Regions from separate parts of the Homo sapiens genome. Here all the other regions are linked to region 1. The links are chromatin contacts, found by Hi-C or POLR2A ChIA-PET in ENCODE. All regions are on one chromosome and are shown on one strand. The core of a region is the stretch at or near the end of the contact, and the rest is flanking DNA. Distances in the headings are between cores, read along the strand shown. Region 1 has its middle 82 kb from the start of MREG. Region 2 overlaps IGFBP2 (insulin like growth factor binding protein 2). Region 3 overlaps ATIC (5-aminoimidazole-4-carboxamide ribonucleotide formyltransferase/IMP cyclohydrolase).

Region 1 (3,599 bases), core at 825-3,324:
GGGGTTGGGGGAAGCAATTCTCATGTGGTGGATGGCCGGGGATGTTGCTAAACATCCTACAATGCTTAATACAGGCCCCCATCACAAAGAACTGTACATCCCAAAATACTAGTCATGCTGAGATTGAGAAATCCCGAGATGAAGTATTGAGAAGAAAGCCCGTCTTGTGGCAATTGCTCAGTGTTACCTATCATTAATAAGCTTTGAGTAAGAATGACATACATCTGACACATAGTTTACTGAGTGAAAGAGATGGAGAGGAATCTTCATTTTATTCTCTGATAAGCCATACAAATGACATTTCAGCCATAAGGGCTGGCTTCCAGGCTTTTTGTTGTTTAGAAGATGCTGTTATTATTACTATTATTTTGAGATGGAGTTTCACTCTTGTTGCCCAAGCTGGAGTGCAATGGCACGATCTTGGCTCACTGCAACTTCCTCCGCCTCCCGGATTAGAGTGTTTCTCCTGCCTCCACCTCCTGAGTAGCTGGGATTACAGGCGCTCACCACCATGCCCAGCTAATTTTTTGTATTTTTAGTAGAGACGGGTTTCACCATGTTGGCCAGGCTGGTCGTGAACTCCTGACCTCAGGTGATCCACCTGCCTCGGCCTCCCAAAGTGCTGGGATTACAGGCATGAGCCACTGTGCCCGGGCTTATTATTTTTATAATCTAGGTAAACAAGTAGTTTCCAACCATAACAAATGCTGGCCTTTTGGTTGGGGTAGTTTGGAATATACCCAATTATGCTTTCTCAGTGAATGAAGTGAATGAATGAATAATTATAGAGGAAGCTCCAAGGCACATGGTGTTAGGAAGATACTGCCCACTGACTCTCCTTTCAGTAAACCTTCAGATTTTTGCTGGCACTGTCACCAGTAACTTGCATCTATGGGCAGACAGGTGGGCAGCCCCCGGGAGGGCTCAGGAGGGTATAAAATCTCTCAGAATGGCAAGGAGAATTTCCCAAAGGATCTGATGGCATCCTCAGCCAAAGACATAATGCCATCAGCAAAGTGGTGAGGATGAAGGCAGGGCACCTTGGTGGGTATAGAAAACAAGGGAAGCTTGTCTTTCCAACTGCCAAAATGCTGCTAAGCCTCCCCCTTTTTGTAGCTCTCTGTGTCCGCTAGGTTACATCTTAACCTGTATTAATGTACCTTGTATCCTTTGCCCAGGTCTGTTGGGTGCCTTTCTGTCACTTTTCTCCTAAAGAAAACAGATCCAAGTTTAAAAGGCTTCTGTTATTCTAGGAGGACCTAGGTCTCTGCAGATAAGCCTCAGCAGCTGGGAGTGGCACGGGGCTGGGGCCAATAGGGTGGGGGGCCAAGGAGAGTGGGGTGAGGAGAGGCAAGGGAAGGGTGGGAGTTCTGGATGGCTGAGTGCCTGTAGGTCTGGTTTTTCTACACCAACCCCCCTTTAAAGAGATCAGCTATAGATTATGTATATGTATCTATTCTTTGTAACATTGTCATTCCAAATATCTCATGTTTTTCCCTTAAATCATTTCATTGCTGGGGAAAAATGGTGAAAATCACTGGCATACACAGATCCAAAATCACCCCTTATTTATAGATTGTAGCCGATTAAATAGTTTCCCCAGAATTCACTATTCACTGAAGAGTTCAGGGTGTCCAGAAAAAAGTTAAGGCAAAAGCAGGATTATTTCCAACAATTAACACAATCTATTCCGTTTACTCCAGAGAAGGCTGATAAACCACCTTAGAGGGCTTCTGCCCTTCAGGGACTCTCAGGCACATAGTCCTGTCTTTGAGTTTGAGTCTGAGGGGAAGCTGAGATGAGGCTGAGATGCAGGTGAGATGCATGCCAAGGCTGTGTGATGTTCCGTCTCTCTGGAATTAGGACAACCTGCGTCCTTCTCCTGTGAACATCTATGGAAGCAGCACCATAAACACTCGGGTGAGTGCTTCTCAATGATTTCCACGAGTGGATAAATGTAACTGATTTGCCTCTTACAATAACACACAGATCCTCCCATCTCCAACGAGGGGCTTTGCAGGATTCTGATTGAACACTAGATGCCGCTGTTGACTCACTCTGTGTTCTGTGAGCTTCAAGATCTCATCCCTCAGTCCCCATCAGGAGAGACAATTTTTAAAAGCCTGAGTCAATTAACGAAGTTCTGTCTATTTTTCCTCATTTAGTGATTGATTTAGAGGGTTTTTATTTATTCATTTTTTGGTGAATTTCAGAGGTTGTCTTTTTCTTGGAGAACATTTGGAAATTGGCAGAAAATGAAACAACGAAAGGGCATCGATGTCTTTTAAAGAAGAAAGGTCAACTCAGACTAAAGGCTTGTAAATAAGATCATTTTTGGATTTCTGAGTTTCTGCCCCAGAAAAAATTCAAGTAACTCTCAGGCCTACCTGTTTCTCTAGTTCTGTAGCATGCCAAATTGTGTTTGTCTTCGGCATGTATTTGAATATTATAATCTGAGATATGCCGGATAGCTGCCTCTACTGCATTCCAGGTTGCTAGTGTCATTATTGGTTTTCTACTTTCTAAAGCAACTTTTTACTTTGGCAAATTTTTAAAACAAAAGGGGAAAGACTAGTGAAGTGTGCTCCAAATACCCATTCCTTTGAAACCTACCAAATTTTAAATAATTATCGAATTAATTTTCCTCTTAGGCAGGGTGGTAAAGGGGATGCCTCTCTCAAAAGGCAGATTACTAAAAGTGATTTGGAAACACAGAACATTGCAAATAAAACCGGAGAGCCCTTGCTTCATTTTTCTGTCTTCAAAATTCCTTGATTCTTCCAGAACAAATATGACTCAGACTTGGAGAGAGCTTTATCTCTGTGCTTCAATAGCAAAAGTACTCAGAACATTTATCATATTGCATTGAAATACACGTTTACATTACTGTGTCCCTGTCCCCCAGAAAAGAAGACCTCTTTTAGGGTAGCACCAAATCCTGGTCAACTACAAATCCTGGTCGTCTTTGTATCCCTGTGACCTGATCTTTTCATAGTGATCGCGCCACTGCACTCCATCTTGGGCAACAGAGTGAGACCCTGTCTCAAACAAAAACAAAAACAAAAAGCAAATATTTATAGAAGGTGTTTGAATAAAAAGAAAAGATTGGATCCAGTTTCTAGTGGGTAAGGCAGATGAGAACAGAGTAGACAAACAAACAAGGTAACTACAATTTGCAAGCAGTGCTGTAACAGGAACACTGGATGAGATAAGGTGGAACTGAGTGGGGCCCCTCTGCACAGGGTGGTCAGGGGCCTCTTCTCTGAGAGAGGTCTGAGTTGGGACCCTTAAAGGATGAGTCACAGCCAGTCAGTCATGCAAAGATGTGAAGGAAGAGGGGCCCAGGCAGAGGGAACAGCAAGTGCAAAGGGCTGGAGGCGATAAAGGCTTTGGCATAGCTGAGGGCGAAAGGGAGCAGAGCATGTCTGGAGTAGCTTAGGGGGTCATGATGAGCAGAGCGCTGGAGGCACGAGGAAGGGTGGATCTTCAGTTCCTGCCTTGTGCGACCAGAGAAGGGTGTCTGCCTTGGAGAGCCAGGAGCTGACTTATGTTGTGAAACAATAACTTGCCATGCATTGCGAATGGATCAGAGGATGGCA
Region 2 (3,599 bases), core at 696-3,195, 730 kb before region 1:
TCTTCATCTTCATCATCTTCATAGCCTGACATCCTAATACCGAGCCTGGGATATAGTGAGAGCTATTTTTTTTTTCTTTTTTTTATGACGGAGTCTCACTCTGTTGCCCAGGCTCGTGCAATCTCAGCTCACTGCAACCTCCACCTCCCAGGTTCAAGTGATTCTCCTGCCTCAGCCTCCCAAGTAGCTGGGATTACAGGCACCCGCCACCGAGTCCGGCTAATTTTTGTATTTTTTAGTAGAGACGGGGTTTCACCACGTTGGCCAGGCTGGTCTTGAACTCCTGACCTCGGTTGATCCACCCGCCTTGGCCTCCCAAAGTGCCAGGATTACAGGCGTAAGCCACCATGCAAGGCCGAGAGCTACATTTAGGCAGCACTTACCGTGTGACAGAAATGATTTTATATTCTCAAAGCAAGTCTTTTAAGATAGAAACTATCCCAATATTTAAAGAGGAAGTAAATGAGATTCACAGAGGTTAGAAATATGTCCAAAGGCACATAACTCAAGAGTCTGATTCTGTTCAAAGACTACCTCACCTCCATGGTTACGCTTTTAACCACCACATCTTATTATGTAGTTAGTATTCAAGACACATCAAACAGATTCAGGGATGACAGTGGTGACTGTCCAAATGTAGAGAGCATAAGAAGAGGGATAGCCCCGTGGGCATGACCCATGCAGTCATACAAGGCTGACACTTAGTTTAATGTTCTGCTATTTCTGTCTTGACATTCTTAATAATTTCTGAATAAGGGACTCCATATTTTTATTTTGCCCTGGATCCTATAAATGAAGTCAACCAGTCCTCCATAAGAACCACACAGGAAGCAAGTTTCAATGCAGACTCCCAGGCCCCTCCCCGAGCTTCTAACTCAGGGGATCTGGGATAGGGCCAGTGGTAACAACGTCTCCAGCTGACTCCTTCTGGACCACTCCTCTTCAATGCAACAGACTCTCCAAGGGCCCGATGTAGGCTCAGCTGCAGTTCTGCATGCTGCCACACAGTGGCAGTATAGCCCCGGTGTTTGCTTAACGTTCAAAGAGGCACAGTTAGTTCCAGGTGAGAGATGTGCTTGACATCTTCAAGATCCCTGCCCAGCCAGCCATCTTCCCACGTGGATGCAATGATGCTTCCTCTCGGCAAAGGTTTCTAGGTTGCACTGCACATCAGTGAGTGTGGTTCCTGCAGCTAGAGCCACAGCGGAGGTGCTGCTCACCCACTCACCCATAAAAGCTACCTCTTCAGAGGGTTGGGTACAAGAGCACTAAGGGTAATGGAGGGGAAATGGGCAAGGAGATTGTGGCATCCTCAGAAGCCCTCTGGAAAAGTTCAAAGAATGGACAAGGTGGCAGCCCTGGGGCGTGAGGTCTGGCAAACACCTGACCCAACAATGGCCCCATAGTAACCCCTCCCGTTTTATACAGTCCTAGTTTTCAAAGCACCTTCACATCTAGTCTCACACTAATACCACCCTGCTATTTGAGGCTGATAACATCCCCAATAGACAGATGAGGAAAACAGGCTCAGAGAAGGTGGACAGCATAGCCCCAGGCAATGGAAAACGAAGTGGTGGGAAAGGATCCAAGCCCAGGTGTCCTGACTCCGGCCTTTTTCTTGCCTTATCCCTCCCTGGTTCACAATCACCATGGAACCTAAGAAAGGAAAAAGACCCTGCCTGGGCTCCATGGCAAACCAGTTACATCAGAATGTCTGAAGCTGAGGTACTGGCATCAGTTTTTGTTTTAAGTGCCGCCGTCGAGTCAAATGTTCACCGAGGTTGAGAAACACCAGGCTTCCCAGGAGGGCAGGCACGGGCTGCTCCACCCAGGGATAGCAGCTCCACCTGGGGACAGCAGCCCCGGGGCTGACTGCTCTTTGCAGCAACTCAGAGGGCAGGGGGAAGGGCCAGCTGCAGCACGCATGCGCCGAATGAAAGACAATCAGACCCCATGCAGGGACTGCTGAGCTTCAAGCTCCAGGTCCATCCAGTGCCCAGAGCCCTCTAGGCCCTCTCCAAGCGTCTCACCTGCTTCCATCCACGGGGCCAGTATAACTCAGGGGTGGGTGGCTGCCACACGCTGGAGTTAGGGGTCCCCAGACCCAGGGCAGGAGAGTTTGGGCACTTCTAGTTACACTTTTCCTCATCTGTAAAGTGTAACTAACAATAGTGCCTGTTTCACGGATGCACAAGGATCCGCTGAATGAATACTTTTGGGGCTGTGGCCAAGTGCTGGCCTTGGCCCGGTGCAGCCTAGAACACACCCTCCTGGCATGGCTCCATCTATTCTTGGGGATCTGGTTTTCCTGCACTCCAAGAAAGCTCATCTTGTGCCATTTCCAAAAGCTGTCTTGCATTCCAGCTACACTTATGTCACACCTGGTAAAGGGCCCGCCATCCCTCCGCCTCCCTACACTCACCAGATGGAAGGTCTGGAAGGTAGTGGATTGGGCCAGGCCCCTAGGGAGCCCCTCCTCTGTGGGAAGGGATCAGACTCCAGCCACAGGAGAGGGGAGTGACAGGAGAGGCCAGGCCCTGGGCCACGTACCGAGGAAGGTTAGGGGGGCAGGGACTGTGGGCCTCAAATGGTGAGCTTTCTCCCCCCATGGCCCATTGCAAAGGCAGGGGTCGGGGTGCATAAGCCCCCTGGAATTCACTGGAGTTGAGAGGCCAGCAGAACAGAATGGCAGATGTAGGTGAGCTCTGATGTGGAACTCTGCTAAGAAAGGCCACATTCTGTGCCTCCTTCCACAGTCCCTCAGCCTGCACACCTTGACACACTCATAGCCCTTTGTTTCAATTGATATTTGCTGGTCTGGACACCAAATCCCTTGGGCCCCTTAGAGAGCAGCATCTGAATTCTCAGTGGTGTCATCCTTATGAATAAGCCAGTTAACCACAGCCCTACTCCCTTTCTTTGGGGGCTGAGTGGAAATGTCTCACCCTGGGCAGGAGGGAGCCTCCTTTATTTCAGGGGCCAGACAACCCCAATCCCAACGTTTCCTGTTCCTTATCTCCCACTGCAGTGTTATCTGAATGTGCGAGGGAGGAAGCCGGACCCACGCTCCACATCTCCCCATCCCCAGCCCGTGACTCATCCTGCCCCTGTACAGCGCCAGGCAGGGGCCACATGGGGGCAGAAGCCTCACCTGGGAGTCCTGGGGCTGCACTGGAGGGTTTGATCTGGATTCAGGAGGTTCCCATTCCTTCTTATTGCCATTTCATGAATGGGAAACGGAAACGGCCTTTCCCATTTTCCTAGGAGCCAGGGGCAAAGCTGGATGATGGCGGGTAGGCCAACCTAGGCCAGGCTCTGCATCTCTCCCTGGAAGACCCCAAAGACTCAGGCAAAAGACACACACTTTACTTTTCCTTCCTTTAATCTTATGCAAAAGGGACACAGGGGTTCAAAAATAAAAATTTCTCTTCCCCCTCCCCAAACCTGTACCCCAGCTCCCCGACCACAACCCCCTTCCTCCCCCGGGGAAAGCAAGAAGGAGCAGGTGTGGCATCTGCAGCTGGGAAGAGAGAGGCCGGGGAGGTGCCGAGCTCGGTGCTGGTCTCTTTCCAAATATAAATACGTGTGTCAGAACTGGA
Region 3 (3,599 bases), core at 642-3,141, 600 kb after region 1:
TTAACTGAAAGTGCCTAAAAGGGCTCCATACTGTATGATCCCAACTATCTGACATTCTGGAAATGGGTACAGAGTCAGTAAAAACAGCTGGGCATGGTGGTGCATGCCTGTAATCCCAGCTACTTGAGAGGCCAAGGCGGAAGGACTGCTTGAGTCCCAGGATATCAAAACCAGCTCAGACAACATAGCAAGACTCCATTCCAAAAAAAAAAAAAAGAAAAGAGAAAAAGATAACAGTGGTTGCAAAGGGTTGGGGAGAAGGGAAAGGAGGGATGAGGCGGAGGAGCACAAGGGAGTTTTAGGGCATTGAAACTATTCTGCATGATACTGTAATGGGGGAGACATGCCACTGTGCATTTTTCCAAATACACAGAATGTACAACACAAAGAATGAATGTTAAACTATGAACCTTGGTTAATAATGAATCAAAATCGGTTCATCAGTTGTAACAAATACACCACACTAATGCATGATGTTAACAGGAGAAACTGCGGGGAAGCGGGGTATATGGAAATTCCCTATAATCACCGTGTATTTTTTCTGTAAACCTGTAACTACTCTAAAAAAATAAAGCCCGTTTTAAAAAGAACTTGAAAAAATAATTCCCCCAACCAAAAATCAAGTCAAATAAAATCACTGTCCTCATGAAATTTATGCGAGAGGCACAGAAGAAAACAAACTAGGCAATAAATAGTAAACAATAGAAGTAAAATATCCCCTAAGGCATACAACAGGCATAATAAAACAAAACACCATATGTACAACTCCCCCATCTCCCTCCCACTCCTCATAGATGGTTTAGGCTAAGGTTGATAAGTGGGAGAAAACTTTTGGTTTCTGAAACATCTCATAGTTAAGCGTATCTGGATGGGTGCGGTGGCTCATGCCTGTAATCCCCAACACTTTGGGAGGCCAAGGTGGGTGGATCACCTGAGGTTGGGAGTTTCAGACTGGTCTGGCCAATATGGTGAAACTCTGTCTTTACTAAAAATACAAAAATTAGCTGGGCCTGGTGGTACATGCCTGTAATCCCAACTACTCAGGAGGCTGAGGCAGGAGATCACTTGAACCTGGGAGGCGGAGGTTGTGGTGAGCCGAGATCATGCCACTGCACTCCAGCCTGGGCGACAGAGCAAGACTCTGCCTCAAAAAAAAAAGAGTATCCGGTTCCCCTTCAAATATCAAATTTTCAAAGACATTAATAACTGAAATAGAAAGTGCCAGAGAAATGCTGAAAGTTGCTTAATCTAGTAAATAGCTGAAATAAATAGGAATTTTCTTCTTTCCAATCATAAGCAAACCAGTCATTAAAATCTCAGACACATACACACACTCACACAACCCCATCTTTGTTCTTGCTTCAATTTTGTTTTAGATACAATCGCAACCATACACTCTGTAATAACATCACTGCCAAATACTCAAACCACATGAAAAGGCAAAGTGCCTTTTCTATTGTGGAAATAAGCCCATGTTGGGGAGAAATCCTGGGAATCTCGCACAAGAAACGCTTATTTACGTGTCCAGGGCCGCCTCTGCCATGTTTACCACAAATAATACTTTAAACTTCAAAAGAAACGCACACACAGTCTAAGGAACAATGAAGGCTTTTATATAGTCCAATGAAAATGCTTTGGAAAATGAAAAGTATAAGAACTGACAGTACATGGGGATTTTTTTGTCTCAGAATCTTAATGGAGAATATAAACTATAAGCAGGAAATAGGTCAGATATAACAGCAGACAAATCAGTTTCAAGAAGTCCTACAAGGAAAAATTTGTGCAAAATGTCAGGTTGCTAATTATTCATTCAGTAAACATTTAGGGAATGTGCCAAGCAGTCTTCTAAGCCCTGGGGATTCAGCGACAAACAAAAACAGATGCAGCTTCTGCTCTCAAAAGCTGACATCCTGGCTGGGCGCTGTGGCTCATGCCTGTAATCCCAGCACTTTGGGAGGCCGAGGCAGGCAGATCACCTGAGGTCAGGAGTTCAAAACCAGCCTGGCCAACGTGGTGAAACCCTATCTCTACTAAAAATACAAAATTAGCCAGGTGTGGTGGCAGGCGCCTGTAGTCCCAGCTACTTGAGAGGCCGAGGCAGGAGAATCACTTCAACCCGGGAGGTGGAGTTTGCAGCGAGCCAAGATCGCACCACTGCACTCCAGCCTGGGCGAAAAGAGTGAAACTCTATCTCAAAAAAAAAAAAAAAAGGAAGCTGCCATCCTAATGGGGGAAGACAATTTGAACAGATTGAATAGAAACACATGCAGCAAAACAGGGTGATGGGATGAAAGCATGATGGGCTGCTACTTTGGTCTAAGCGGTCAAGGAAGGCTTCTCTGAGGAGGTGAGGCCTGAATAACAAGAAACCAGGACGGTGAAGGGCAGAGGGAAGAATTCTGGGTGAAGGGGACAAGGAGCCAGAGGCGCTGGAGTGGAAAGAGCTGGGCCCACTTGGAGGCACAGGGCGGAGGGGCTAGCAGCAGGCGCAGGGAGAGCTGCTGAGGGGGCAGATAGGAGGCAGGCAGGCAGCACAGGGTTTGTGGGGCAGGGCAAAGTGCTTAAGAAAAGCCAAGGAATGGCTTTAAGTAGGGTCTGACATCATCCGATTTCCATTTTTAAAAGATTACTGTGCTGTGAAGCCCAGAAAGGCCGAGAGAAAACAAATTACTTAGATTACTTCAGCCTACAGGACTTCACAGGGTGTCTGTGGGGATTTGGGAAGTGTTAGTGTCAAAGTGTATCTGAGATCTGAGGCCAGGTGTGGTGGCTCACGCCTGTAATCCCAGCACTCTGGGAGGCTGAGATAGGCAGATAACTTGAGGTCAGGAGTTTGAGACCAGCCTGGCCAACATGGTGAAACCCCATCTCTACTAAAAACAGAAAAACTAGCCAGGCATTGTGGTGCGCACCTGTAATCCCAGCTACTCAGGAGGCTGAGGCAGGAGAATCGCTTGAACCAGAGATTGCGCCACTGCACTCCAGCCTGGGTGACAGAGCGAGACTCCGTTGTCTTAATTTAAAAAAAAAAAAAAAAAATCTATCTGAGGCAGAACAATAGAACGCGGCAAACGTGAAGAAACTTTCAGATTCTCCTCCCACCTGGCACGCTGCTCCCCTCCCCCATCGCTCTCTCAGCTGATGACAGGGAAAGGAAGCCCAGGCTGCACCCCCTCACCAAATGCTGACCGCCCCAGGCAGGAAGGAGGCTGCCCTTGCTCTCAGCCAAGGCCAGCTGCACCGGTAGTGCTTGGGATTCCAAGGCCTCCATGCCTGGGACTCTCACCTCTGTCCCTGCCCCTACTCTCCCTTGTACCAGAGCAGGACAGGCTCTCACAGCCTACCTTTGGAACAGAACAGGACACACATTTAAAAACCCTCTCTAAACTCTACAAACCCAGAGAAAGTCCTACTTTCTTGTTCCAAGAAACCTCTTTATCGTTGTTAGTTCTTAACATCACATTTCTGCTTTGGCCTACTTCAATTGGGCTTCTAGATCCAATATTCCAAGGCAACGGCTTCTTACAATATGTGCAAAACAAACAGTCCCTTTTCTGTTCTCAAATGCATTCTAAAAGGTTGGAATTTCACAACTTTTC

The links. A loop is a pair of places that touch in the nucleus more often than their neighbours do. ChIA-PET counts read pairs that join two places held with the same protein, here RNA polymerase II (POLR2A). Pooled maps may share reads with other maps.
Region 2: a loop to region 1 is called in a pooled map, with 8 times the contacts of the local background. The contact joins two enhancer-like sites. A Hi-C loop is called at or near these places in 3 of 168 maps with a recorded cell type or tissue (CD4-positive, alpha-beta T cell, GM12878 and mammary epithelial cell), 2 of 37 single-sample maps with no recorded cell type and 8 of 50 pooled maps.
Region 3: a loop to region 1 is called in a map with no recorded cell type, with 3 times the contacts of the local background. The contact joins two enhancer-like sites. A Hi-C loop is called at or near these places in 2 of 168 maps with a recorded cell type or tissue (GM12878 and naive thymus-derived CD4-positive, alpha-beta T cell), 7 of 37 single-sample maps with no recorded cell type and 5 of 50 pooled maps. POLR2A ChIA-PET finds 5 or more read pairs at or near these places in 1 of 52 experiments (PC-9).

Annotation. Positions count from the first base shown.
Region 1 is chr2:215,929,891-215,933,489 of GRCh38, reverse strand. No RefSeq gene overlaps it. Among named protein-coding and RNA genes, the nearest start is that of MREG, 82 kb to the left of the region's middle. Within about 2 kb of position 2,074, at least 2 of the 41 ENCODE cell types and tissues checked have a DNase peak (open chromatin) inside an H3K27ac peak, as active enhancers do; they include PC-9, where a contact is called at or near this core.
Region 2 is chr2:216,664,202-216,667,800 of GRCh38, reverse strand. It overlaps IGFBP2 (insulin like growth factor binding protein 2), which reads right to left. Exons shown (of 4, transcript NM_000597.3): 4 at 3,365-3,599. Among named protein-coding and RNA genes, the nearest start is that of IGFBP-AS1, 28 kb to the left of the region's middle. Within about 2 kb of position 1,945, at least 10 of the 41 ENCODE cell types and tissues checked have a DNase peak (open chromatin) inside an H3K27ac peak, as active enhancers do.
Region 3 is chr2:215,327,330-215,330,928 of GRCh38, reverse strand. The region is part of intron 7 of ATIC (5-aminoimidazole-4-carboxamide ribonucleotide formyltransferase/IMP cyclohydrolase); the gene reads right to left. Among named protein-coding and RNA genes, the nearest start is that of ATIC, 17 kb to the right of the region's middle. Within about 2 kb of position 1,891, at least 2 of the 41 ENCODE cell types and tissues checked have a DNase peak (open chromatin) inside an H3K27ac peak, as active enhancers do; they include PC-9, where a contact is called at or near this core.